Regions from separate parts of the Homo sapiens genome. Here all the other regions are linked to region 1. A link is a contact called in ENCODE Hi-C or POLR2A ChIA-PET data. All regions are on one chromosome and are shown on one strand. Each heading gives the region's core, a stretch centred on a gene start or an enhancer-like site at or near the end of the contact. The rest is flanking DNA. Distances are from core to core; before and after follow the strand shown. Region 1 overlaps LOC105369905 (a long non-coding RNA gene). Region 2 has its middle 100 kb from the start of LINC02404. Region 3 overlaps UBE2N (ubiquitin conjugating enzyme E2 N).

Region 1 (3,784 bases), core at 566-3,065:
GGCAATTGAGTCAATATCAGAGGGATGAGTGTAGTTAACTAGGAGGAAGGCAGGGGGAATGAGAGAAGAAAATTACTGGAAGAATGATGAGCATGTACAAAGGCCCTGAGGCAGAAGGAAAGAACTTTGAGTCTGTGGTAGTTGGACACTGCTGGCCCATGGGATAAATTTAGTTTGTAAATATTTTTCTGTTTTGGCTCACAGACTCTTTTGTGAAGATTTGAGCCCCAAAGAGTAAATATTCTGATTTCAAGCTCCTCTTGAATCATCAAATGATGTGGCAACCCTGGTCCCTGTGGGCTTCATGGCTGCAATGACAAGTGCTAAGTATCTGGCCAGTTTTTTTGGTTGTTTGTTTTGGTTTTGCGACGGAGTCTCACTCTGTTGCCAGGCTGGAGTACAGTGGCGTGATCTCGGCTCACTGCAACCTCTGCCTCTCGGGTTCAAGCGATTCTCCTGCCTCAGCCTCTTGAGTAGCTGAGACTACAGGCATATGCCACCACGCCCAGCTAATTTTTTGTATTTTTAGTAGAGATGAGGTTTCACCGTGTTAGCCAAGATAGTCTTGATCTCCTGACCTCAAGTGATCCGCCCACCTCAGCCTCCCAAATTGCTGGGATTACAGACATGAGCTACCGCATCTGGCGGTATCTGGCCAGTTTAAGTGAGGCACACACTCTCCATTTCATCAGTCTTCCTACTCCTAATTTTCTCCCTAACATCAAAGCAAGGCTTCAGTTATCGTTTATCATCATATTTGCACTGTTGCTTTTCTTATAGTGGATAATTGTTTCTTGATATTGTTGTCTCCACCAAAAATTAAAGATAGACCAAGAGGATCACGTGCTTTTCCTCAAACTCAGTGTGTGCCGTTCATGTACTTTATGGCTTGGTGACTGTGGACATTTAAATTTCCCCTGCTCTTACTTTGGAGGAAACAGAATAAAGGCCCGTAGGGTGTCTCACTATGTAACTGTCTAAAATCTGTTGACTGTTTTCTCTGCTACCAACGCTTAGTGAGAATGGGAAGTGAACTCCACTCCCTGGGCAAGCAGGGAGAGCTGAATATCTAATTGATTTTTAGTCAAAGATATAAAAAAATCCTAGCTCCACTCTTCTAAAATGTAAGACTGCACTTGTTTTTAATTGCTACTCAATATATTAAGAATTTATACTATATTAAGCAAAACAGATCTCCAGATCCCCTGCCCTGGAGAACATATGCTACTCATTTTTTTCTTTGTTGGAGAAATTAATCTTGCCATCTCCAAACCCTTGTTTCTTACATATTAGCAAGACATTAAAAATTAATTTTGAATGTTTCCTAAACACTTAAAAACACGTCACGTAAGTGCAGGTATCTCTGGTATCATGAAGAGCCCTGGTCTGTGACCTAAGAAACAGTTTGCAGTTAGTTTTGCACAGTTAATATGTTACCCAAAGATAGAGTGTAAGTCATGCCACATATTCAGAGCACTAGAGGAACTCACTGGGGGAATTTGTGAATTATTTTGTAAAGTAAAGAACTTGAAGGTAATATGCAAAGTCGCTCAATATATTCTTTTTGTAAGAACGGAGTATTCTATTAGGAATTAATACAGTGTCTTTGCACTATATATGTGCTATGATGCCTAAAATATCCGTTTCCTTATATGTAACCAAAATTACTGATGGAGTTCTATTTATGTTTGCCTTATGCATCCTGGTCTACAGTTTTTCCCTTGCTTTCTTTTCTTCTTTCTGCCATGTGTCACTAAGCCCTGCTACACATCAAATCTTCAGCTTAAACTCAACCAGCAGAGGGTGCTGTTTGAGCACTTTAAATGGACTCCTCATCTTTTTGTTTTCCAAAGAGAACAATATGGGAATAATAGGCTGGGATGATATTCAATAGGCAAGATGCTGGCAAGAGAGTATGCATCAGTGATCAGGTTTCAGTATCGTTTTGCAGAAAAATCCCTTTGTTCTCTGCTGCACAAAAGGACATTCTTTGCAAAATGCACATACAGTTTCTGGTGATAAATGCATGTGTTTAAAGGTAGATGGTGATAAATGCATGTGTTTAAAGGTAAGATGAAGGGGGTGCTGGTGGTAGAGTGGAATCGGCTTCTAAATTTACTAAGTACTTGTATCCCTTTTAGGCTTGGTGTTCTGAATCAAGATATCAGCCCCACGTGTTCTCAGCTTGCTGGTAAATGATCATGAATAATTCCTGTAGTAGCAAATGACATAATAAAATAATCAGGCATTCCCTGCCCTTTGTAGATCAATGAGCACAGATGTCTCCAAATGGAAGGCGATACTGGAGAACACTCTACATCTTGTTGGGTTTGAACATTAGAGAATTAATGGCTGTTTATCAAAATAAAGTGAGCATCTCCCTGTCCTGAAATCATGTTCAGCATTAAATATATTGTAGAAGAATACTTTGTCGCTTAAGTTTTACATAAATTTGATCAACTGTGTCTAATAGTGGATTGCACATGTCTTAGTAACATTTGTATACTTGAGTTTTTATATTAACCATTTAAAAATTTTATCAAAAAGAGAAAATTCCATATAACAACAATAACAAAAGACAAAAGCACTCCAGCTGAAGAGTAATCATTCCTGTCCCACTCCTCTTATCCTCAATGTCTCTCCACACATGTAACTTTTAATTTTTATAGCATTTTTTGGTTAGTAACCTCTCTATCTCTGAATAATATGCTTACATTGATAACTCTTGAGTTATTAGTTTTATATATGATATTTGTTTTCCTACACTGACAGATGAGAATGTAACTTAAGTCACTCAATATCTCCCGTTAGTCATATTTCTATTTTAGACCTTTATTGGTTATGTAAGGAAAACATTTGTTCCTTTAACAGTAAGCAATTTATTGTGAGTCCTCATCTTTTCAGTCCTTTTCTTCCACTTCCATCTCCCAATAAAAAGGCATTCTTCCTTTTTCTTGAGCATCTAGTATTGCTGATGTGAAATTTAATGCCAGCTTGATCCTCATTCTTTGGCAGATAACCTGCTTTTCCTTTCTGCTTTTTTCTTGAAGTCATGATCCTAGATGGAAGTCTTCTTACAGCCACTGGCGAGCTCTTCTGATCTGAAATCTTGTATTTCAGCTATACAAACTCTCCTCTATCATTCACATTAACAATTTGCTTCCCTCCGTTTTTGCTGTTCCTACATGATGTTGAGATTAGTAAGATTTGCCTTCTGCTCTCTAATTGTAATTCCATCATCTTTGTCTGTAACTTTGTAAATCAATGAATAGTGTTTACACGGGGACTCAAAACAGTATTGTTTATCACAGTGTCAAGAAGTGTGCTGTTATATTTCCTGTCTTGTACAGCTTTTAATTTTTCTGAAGTTGCTAACTGGCTTTTTAAAAGTACTATTTGCCTTTATTACGTGCCCAACTTTTTTGTCCATTGCATCAGAGATTTGGTTAAAATTTTTCCAGAAACTTCCTTCTTCTGAAGCTACTTCAGGGAAGAGTGCTTCATCCTGTTACTCTTGTCTGTACTTGTTGTCTAGGCCTCCTATACAACTGTCTCTTCTTTGTTGGGCTGCTTTCCTCATTTGTGGAACTCCAGCCTTTTATTGAAAGACACACTCAACACAATTCCTAAGAAACTGTATGTGAGATGCAGCTTTTCTGATTCTTTGAATGTGTGAAAATCAGTACATGCAAATGTGATCTATGTTCACACCTGTATAGTAATTTAATTAGGTATAGAGAATATAGTTTAAAAATATGTTTTCCTCAGAATTTTAAAGGCATTA
Region 2 (3,814 bases), core at 1,030-3,529, 590 kb after region 1:
GCAATTTTTATCTGAAATATGTAAAATGGCCTAAGTATTTGGTGAATATTGTCTGGCCCCTGACCAGTGATTTAAATTTCATCCAACAGTCAAAATAAGTCTGCAAGCAGAACATTTCCTCTGTTCTACTTAATTTTAAGAGTTGTGCTTATTTTGAGCCTATCTTATAACTGCGCCAGTGGCAAAACATTTTGGTCGTGTGAAAGACAGTTGCTATTTTGACAATACTATAATAGCTGCCATTGATCAAGAGCTTACTACATGAGAGCCAGCATTCTAAGTGTCTTACTCCCTTAAGTCCTTTAATTCTCATAAGAGCCCATTGAGATGGGGTCTATTATTATTATTATCCCCATTTAACAGACAAGGGAACCGAGTCACAGAAACATCAAATAAATTGCTCAAAGTCACACAGCTAGTAAATGCCAGAGGTGGATTTAGCTCAGGTAATTTGAGTAGAAAATTTTATACTATATAGCACTATTTTACTTGTACTCTCAGCCTTTCTTTAAGTCAGATATCAAGAAAAATTATCTGTATTTGTCTTGCCATAGCAGTGCTGCATCATAAAAAATTGTATATTTTCACAAGTGGTCTAGGTACTATGACCTCCCTTACAGAAATCTAGTAATCTAATAATCAATCTCCAGTAAGCTATTTCCTTGTGTATTAGACATATCAAAGCATGTAAAAGAAATAGGAGAAGTAATTCCTTTTAATGGACCTGAAGATTTACAAGAGTAGATGATCTTTTGGGGAGGTTAAAAGGATAGAGTTGGTTCTATAAGGTCTTAAGTTCATATTGGAGAGGCAATTGATAGTGACCCTTGAATTTACTTCATTTTAAGCCATTATCATCCAGATTTTAGCTAGGTCTTTATCTCAGTTTGTTTTGTGCTATTTTAAAAGAATATTGGAGGTTGGGTAATTTATAAAGAACAGACATTTATTTCTCATACTTCTGGAGGCTGGCAAGTCTAAAATGATTAGGGTGCCAGCAGGTTGGATGTCTGATAAGGGTTCAGTCTTCATTTCCATGATAGTAATTTTTTTTTTTTTTTTTTTTTTTTTTTTTTTTTGAGACAGGGTCTCACTCTGTCACCCAGGCTGGAGTGCAGTGGTGTGATCTGGGCTTACTGCAGTCTTCACCTCCCAGGCTCAAGTGACTCTCCTGCCTCAGCCTCCTGAGTAACTGGGACAACACACAGATGCCACCATGTCTGGCTACTATTTGTTATTTTTTTGTAGAGACGGGGTTTCACCATGTTGGCCAGGCTGGTCTCGAACTCCTGAGCTCAAGTGATCCACATGCCTCAGCCTCCCAAAGTGCTGGGATTACAGGCGTGAGCCACTACACCCAGCCACCATGATGACGCTTTGAATGCTGCATCCTGTGTGTGTGCGTGTGCGCGTGCGTGTGTGTGTGCACATATGTGTGTGCGTCTGCCTGTGTGTGCGTGTGTGTATGTGTGTGTGGATGGGGGAGGAATGCTGTTCTTTGCACGGCAGAAGAGCAGAAGCGGATGAACCCACTCCTGAAAGCCATTTTTATTGCAGAATGAATTTATTCACTAGGGCAGAGCCCTCATGACATAAACAACTTCCATTATGCCCTACCTCCCAACACTGTTGCATTGGGGATTAAGTTTCCAACACGAGTTTTGGAGGGGACAAACATTCAAATCATAGCAGTCTGTCACTGCTTGAGACACATGTAGGCTTGCCTCTAATTCCAATTTTTCAACTTGAGAGAGCTGTAGACCCCTCTACCTATCTCCCAGGACTCATAATCTTACTGTCCTCATCTCATGGTAGATAAGTTGTCTCTGTTTGTCACCACATTCACTCAGATGTAGAACCCAATCCTTTCACACATTTGCACAAGAAATCTAATCTACATTGATTATGAATTAGATTATGTGCCACAAAAATTTATATGGTGAGGTCCTAACCCCTAGTATCTCAGAATGTGACCCTATTTGGAAATAGAGTTGTTGCAGATATAAATAGTTAAGATGAGGTCATACTGGGTTAATGTGGGCCTCTAAACCAGTATGACTGTTGCCTTTATACAAAGAGGAAATATGAACACAGACACAGGGAGAACGCCACGGGAAGATGAAGCAGAGATCAGTGATGTGTTTATACAGCAAGGAATATCAAAGATTGCAGGGAAGCCATCAGATGCTAAAAGACAGGCATGAAACACATCCTTCCTTCACCACCCTCAGAAAGACCCCACCCTGCCAACACTTTGATCTTGAACTTTTAACCTCCAGAACTGTGGCAATACATTTTTGTTGTTGAAGCCATTCAGTTTGTGGTACTTTGCTATGGCAGCCCTAACAAATAAATACAATGTCTAACTTTTCCCACGTTGGGTAGATTTTTTTTTTTTTTTTTTTTGAGACGGAGTCTCGCTCTGTCGCCCAGGCCGGACTGCGGACTGCAGTGGCGCAATCTCGGCTCACTGCAAGCTCCGCTTCCCGGGTTCACGCCATTCTCCTGCCTCAGCCTCCCGAGTAGCTGGGACTACAGGCGCCTGCCACCGCGCCCGGCTAATTTTTTGTATTTTTAGTAGAGACGGGGTTTCACCTTGTTAGCCAGGATGGTCTCGATCTCCTGACCTCATGATCCACCCGCCTCGGCCTCCCAAAGTGCTGGGATTACAGGCGTGAGCCACCGCGCCCGGCCAGATTTTACTGAAGACATTTGCGGGAAGGCATGTCACAGGGAGAAACACATCACACAGCCCACAGCACTCCCTCAGTTAAATTGCCCCACATCTCCCTTCACTCTCTCTTCTCATCTCCTCCATCCTGGATTAACCCCCAAATATTCATATTTAAATTTATCTCACTGTTTTTCCAGAGTAGCTTTTCTCTTCCATTGAAGTTGTGACTGCAACCAATACCCATGTCCTTGGGTTCTGCTTCTAGCACAGACATTAATCAAACAACACATCCGACACAGTCTATTCACTGAGAGAGATGCCTGTGCCAAATGTCACAGTAAAAACATTTTCTAGATGGCCTGCTCTCAGATCTTGGCTCTGCTATTTACTAGCCACATGAACTCAGGTAAGTTACTATACCTCTTGACAATCAGGATAATACAAAGGAAAATAAATTGTTCTACCAAAAAGACAGATGCACTTGTATGTTCATTGCAGCACTATTCACAATATCAAAGACATGGAATCAACCCAGTAGTCCATCAACTCTGGATTGAATAAAGAAAATGTGCTACATATTCACCACGGAATACTATGCAGCCATAAAAAAGAACAAAATCATGTCCTTTGCAGCAACATGGATACAGCTGGAGGCCATTATCATGAGAAAACTAATACAGAAACAGAAAATCAAATATCACATGTTCTCACTTACAAGTGAGAGTTAAAAACTGAATACGCATGAACATAAAGATAATAACAATAGACAATGGAGATTACTAGAAGGGAAGTAGAGGAGGGGTCCAAGGGTTGAAAAACTACTCTTTGGGCACTATGCTCCCTACCTGGGTGATGGAGATTCATTTGTACTCCAAACCTCAGCATCATGCAATATACCTTTCTAACAACTGACACATGTACCCCTGATTCTAAAAGAAAAGTTGTTGTTGTTGTTGTTTTTGTTGTTGTTTTGAGACAGAGTCTCATTCTGTGGCCCAGGCTGGAGTGCAGTGGTGTAATCTCGGCTCACTGCAACCTCTGCCTCCCAGGTTCAAGTGATTTCCCTGCCTCAGCCTCCTAAGTATCTGGGATTACAGGTGCCTGCCACCACAACTGGCTAATTTTTATATTTTTAGTAGA
Region 3 (3,891 bases), core at 365-2,864, 860 kb before region 1:
TTTATTTTTTTGAGGTATAATTCTCATACCATAAAATTCACCCACTCAAAGTGTACAGTTTAGTGGTTTTTTCATGTATTCACAAAGTAGTACAACATCATCACTTGCTAATTCCAGAAGATTTTTGTCACCCCAAAAAGAAAAACCCTGTGCTCATTAGCAGTCACTCTACCTTCAACCCCTGGCAACCATTTATCTGCTTTCCAATTCTATGGATTTTCCTATTGTACACACTTCATATAAATGGAATTATACAATATGTGGCCTTTTCTTTCTGGCTTCTTTCATTTAGCATGTTTTCAAGGTTCATGTATATTGTAGCATGTATTAGTACTTCATTCCTTTGTAAATATTTTACCTGAAGTGTTTTCTAAATAAAACCTTTTAAAAAGTGATAGTGCTGAAGGGAAGCAAGGTAGAATTTTTAGGAGATAGGTAATCTGTATTGGCTCTCATAAAACTAGTCACATGTGAAGCCTGCATTGCTTTAGAACAGGGATTTCCAACCTTTTGGCTTCCCTGGGCCACAGTGGAATAAGAATTGTCTCATGGCTGGGCATGGTGGCTCACGCCTGTAATCCCAGCCCTTTGGGAGGCTGAGGCGGGCCAATCCCTTGAGGTCAGGAGCTCGAGACCAGCCTGGCCAACATGGTGAAACCCTGTCTCTACTAAAAATACAAAAATTAGCTGGGTGTGGTGGCACACGCCTGTAATCCCAGCTACTTGGGAGGCTGAGGTGGGAGAATTGCTTCAACCTGGGAAGCAGAGGCTGCAGTGAGCCGAGATCGTGCCACTGCACTCCAGTCTGGGCGACAAAAGAAAAAAAAAAAGAATTGTCTTAGGCCACACATAAAATACACTAACACTAATGATAGCCGATGAGCTTAAAAAAAAAAAAATCTGCTGATGCACCCATGAGAGGGGAGACAGCACTGTCGTCTCTCGCAGTTTTCCCTTAACACTCCCTTATCTGCAGACTTAAACTAGGAGCCCCTGGCAGAGTCCTACCTCCAGAATCACAAAAGTGTAGAAGGAAAGTGAGAGACATTGATTGACTTTATATCTGACTTACTAGTTTCCTAAGGCAGAGATTTTTTAGAAAACTGCCTGGCCTGGCCCAGCCCAGGATAGATAGGGATGGGTAAGAAGCCCTTGAGATGTGGCAGTATGTGGCTTGACTTCAGACTTGTCAGATTAGGGGTTTTATAGGGTTTTTTTAGCTCTTGTTTTGATTAAGCTTGTTTGACTTGCAGGGTGTCTCCTACCTGTGTTCCAGCCACCCGATTTCCTTCCTCAAGAAAACTGTTTACTTACACTATTCAAATTAGTTATTCTCAGGGCTATTTTTATGACTTTGTAGCTTTTTTTTTTTTTTTTTTGGATGCAGTTTCACATAATAACATTGCTGGCTCGTGTTGCTAGCAAGAACTGATTCCAGCATTTATGTTCTTTGAATGTATTGTCGCATTCTTTCGGAGACTCAAGCTGTCCACATGAAGTGGATGAATTTGACCCAGTATTATTGTCCATCGTACTCTATTGTAATACATCAGCCCTAGTGTGTAAGTTTGTGCTTATTTCAGTTACATTAAAATCTGAGTTGTCTGGATCATTTCCTCTTCTGGCTTAGTAGTGCAGGACGAGATAATCTGAAATCACAGAAGAGTAAAAAATCTGCTGAGTTATTTACTCCAGCTGGATCTCTTAAGACTGTTCAAATTTCAGACCTAATTGATAATCTGTGAAATATTAAAGTCCCTAACCAAGCTGTTTCATTTCAGATTCTTCCCAAAACCTTGAGGTAGGGGAAAGAATCATCTTTAATATGTCAACTCGTGATTATTGAGGCAATGATCACTTTTTTAAATTGAGGAAAATGCTTATTAGATTGTTGAAGCTGCCTAGAGGGGCAAAAGAAGTGATAAGGCTGGTATCTCTGGTGCTTCGTAATTGGTCCATTTAAGTGTATGACCTGTAGGAATAGTGTCAAAGCTAAGGCTTTTGGACAGACGTGTGAAATAGTTTGTAAAGATTCGGTTTGGAGTCTTGCAAGTCTTTTTTTCTGCATACTCCTGCTCTTTGCAGTCACTGCTTGGCTAGGCCTACTATTTTTGGAAGTTCTTGAATTTCCTTTTAACCCAGTCAGTGGTTTTCCTTACTCTGTGGGGTTGGTCTCAGGTAGTTCTGCAGTTGATCTGTTCATTAACCAGTAAGAAATGCAAGACACACTGGTGTCCAACATTGGGTCTGCAAATGTTAGACACAGGCCTTGATCTCTAGGAACTAGTTTAGTTGGAGAGACAGTAAGGTAGCAAAGTGTGTAAGGGATGGCTTACAGAAGGTTCATTCCTACTGTAGTCTTTTGCTGACCTCTTAATTGACAATTGACTTTCAAGATGGTAGAAATGCTGCTTTTCATGACTAAAATAATGTTTTATGGCTCAGAGAGCCTTACTTCCTAATTCTCTAGAGCAAAACACTGATTTAGGGAATATGAAATGTATGTTTATGTATGGCAGGAACAAAGAATCTGAGGCCAGACTCTTGAGTTTGATTTCTAGCTCTGCCAAATATTAGCTTGGGCAACCTCATTTGACCTCTCTGCTTCTTTATCTGCTTAATATACTAATCTAGCTCTATGGTAATTGGAAGGATTAGAATGTAAAGAACAGACCCTAACGTAATACTGAGCCTTATGTAGTGTTGGTTATTACTGTTTTCTGACTTTGCAAAGATGCTGCTTCACCATAAACATAAAAAGATTGAATGTCTTCCTAGTGTGTGGGAAAATGGTTTGTTCGTTTCATAAACGAAACAAAGTTCATTTATGTATTTGTTTCACAAAATAGATAACATTAAATATAACTCTCTGAAGTGAGGCATAGATTTTGTGAAAGCACAATGAATGCTCATTTACCGACAGTGGATAGCAAAATGGGATGTTTTGGGTAAATAACATTTTGATTTCATTAAAATTATCATATGTGTAATCCATTTTCCATGGGTTAGGTAATAATAAAGTTGATCTTTGCAACTGCTAAATTGAAGTTTTATTTTTTAATCCAAAGTATTTCACTGTATAACTTCAAGAGGCGCCATTTATGCAGACTGTCATACGAATGGTCCTCTCCTGAAGCTGTGCGGTATGGTTAGCCCTGAGAGAGGATGCTTACTGTGTGGGAGACAACCCTCCAATATCTGCATGCTTTCATGTTTCCTAATTTATCTCAGAGTTAGTATGCAGAGTGTGAAAGACTGTTTTAATTTTTCTTTCCTGATGGTTTGGATTTTATACAAAATTGTGTTACTGGTACAATTGGATTGAGAATGCAAATCTGAGCGAAATGTAACTTGTTTTTTTGTTTGCTTCGCTGAAAAGTTCAACTGCTCTGCTTCCATCTGTTCTTGTCTTGCCTTACCTATTATGGAGTCCTCAGGCATTAAATTTTGTTGTGATTGCTGCATTTGAAACCAGAAGTAACCTGAAGAAAAAGGGTCGAGTAAGTAAATACATGGTAGCTATACTAGTATAGTCACTAGCTTGTAGGCCAGGAAAAGTACCTGTTTATGCCGTATGGTTTTTAAAGAATATTGATTTGTCTGTAAATCAACTAGCCTTGAGGAAAGTGGCTGCAGTGACACAGGAGTGAAAAAATGTAAACATATTAAACTGTTTTTAAGGGCTTTTGTCTTTATCAGAACAACAACAACAAAAAACATTCTAGAATGTTAATTGGATTTTGGTTATTAGGAGAATGGCTAATTTTATTTAGATTAATTTTATGTATTTCTTTAATGAGCAAGTGAAAAAAACTTGGGAAAAAAGCAGGTGCCCTTAGCAACAAATTTTCTCTTTATTTAGATATTGAACGTTGGCATAAATACCAGGAT

Evidence for each region. Hi-C counts contacts between places; a loop is a spot of excess contacts on that map. ChIA-PET counts read pairs that join two places held with the same protein, here RNA polymerase II (POLR2A). Pooled maps may share reads with other maps.
Region 2: a loop to region 1 is called in a map of heart right ventricle, with 3 times the contacts of the local background. The contact joins two enhancer-like sites. A Hi-C loop is called at or near these places in 3 of 168 maps with a recorded cell type or tissue (CD8-positive, alpha-beta T cell, endothelial cell of umbilical vein and heart right ventricle) and 6 of 50 pooled maps. POLR2A ChIA-PET finds 5 or more read pairs at or near these places in 1 of 52 experiments (AG04450).
Region 3: a map of endothelial cell of umbilical vein shows a loop between it and region 1 (3-fold over the local background). The contact joins two enhancer-like sites. A Hi-C loop is called at or near these places in 1 of 168 maps with a recorded cell type or tissue (endothelial cell of umbilical vein) and 4 of 50 pooled maps. POLR2A ChIA-PET finds 5 or more read pairs at or near these places in 1 of 52 experiments (GM12878).

Annotation. Positions count from the first base shown.
Region 1 is chr12:92,568,567-92,572,350 of GRCh38, reverse strand. All of the region lies in intron 1 of LOC105369905 (a long non-coding RNA gene), which reads right to left. Among named protein-coding and RNA genes, the nearest start is that of LINC02397, 100 kb to the right of the region's middle. RefSeq lists an enhancer at 1,700-1,829. Within about 2 kb of position 1,815, at least 5 of the 41 ENCODE cell types and tissues checked have a DNase peak (open chromatin) inside an H3K27ac peak, as active enhancers do; they include GM12878, where a contact is called at or near this core.
Region 2 is chr12:91,976,681-91,980,494 of GRCh38, reverse strand. No RefSeq gene overlaps it. Among named protein-coding and RNA genes, the nearest start is that of LINC02404, 100 kb to the right of the region's middle. Within about 2 kb of position 2,279, at least 3 of the 41 ENCODE cell types and tissues checked have a DNase peak (open chromatin) inside an H3K27ac peak, as active enhancers do.
Region 3 is chr12:93,423,879-93,427,769 of GRCh38, reverse strand. All of the region lies in intron 1 of UBE2N (ubiquitin conjugating enzyme E2 N), which reads left to right. Among named protein-coding and RNA genes, the nearest start is that of UBE2N, 16 kb to the left of the region's middle. RefSeq lists an enhancer at 1,332-1,381. Within about 2 kb of position 1,614, at least 3 of the 41 ENCODE cell types and tissues checked have a DNase peak (open chromatin) inside an H3K27ac peak, as active enhancers do; they include GM12878, where a contact is called at or near this core.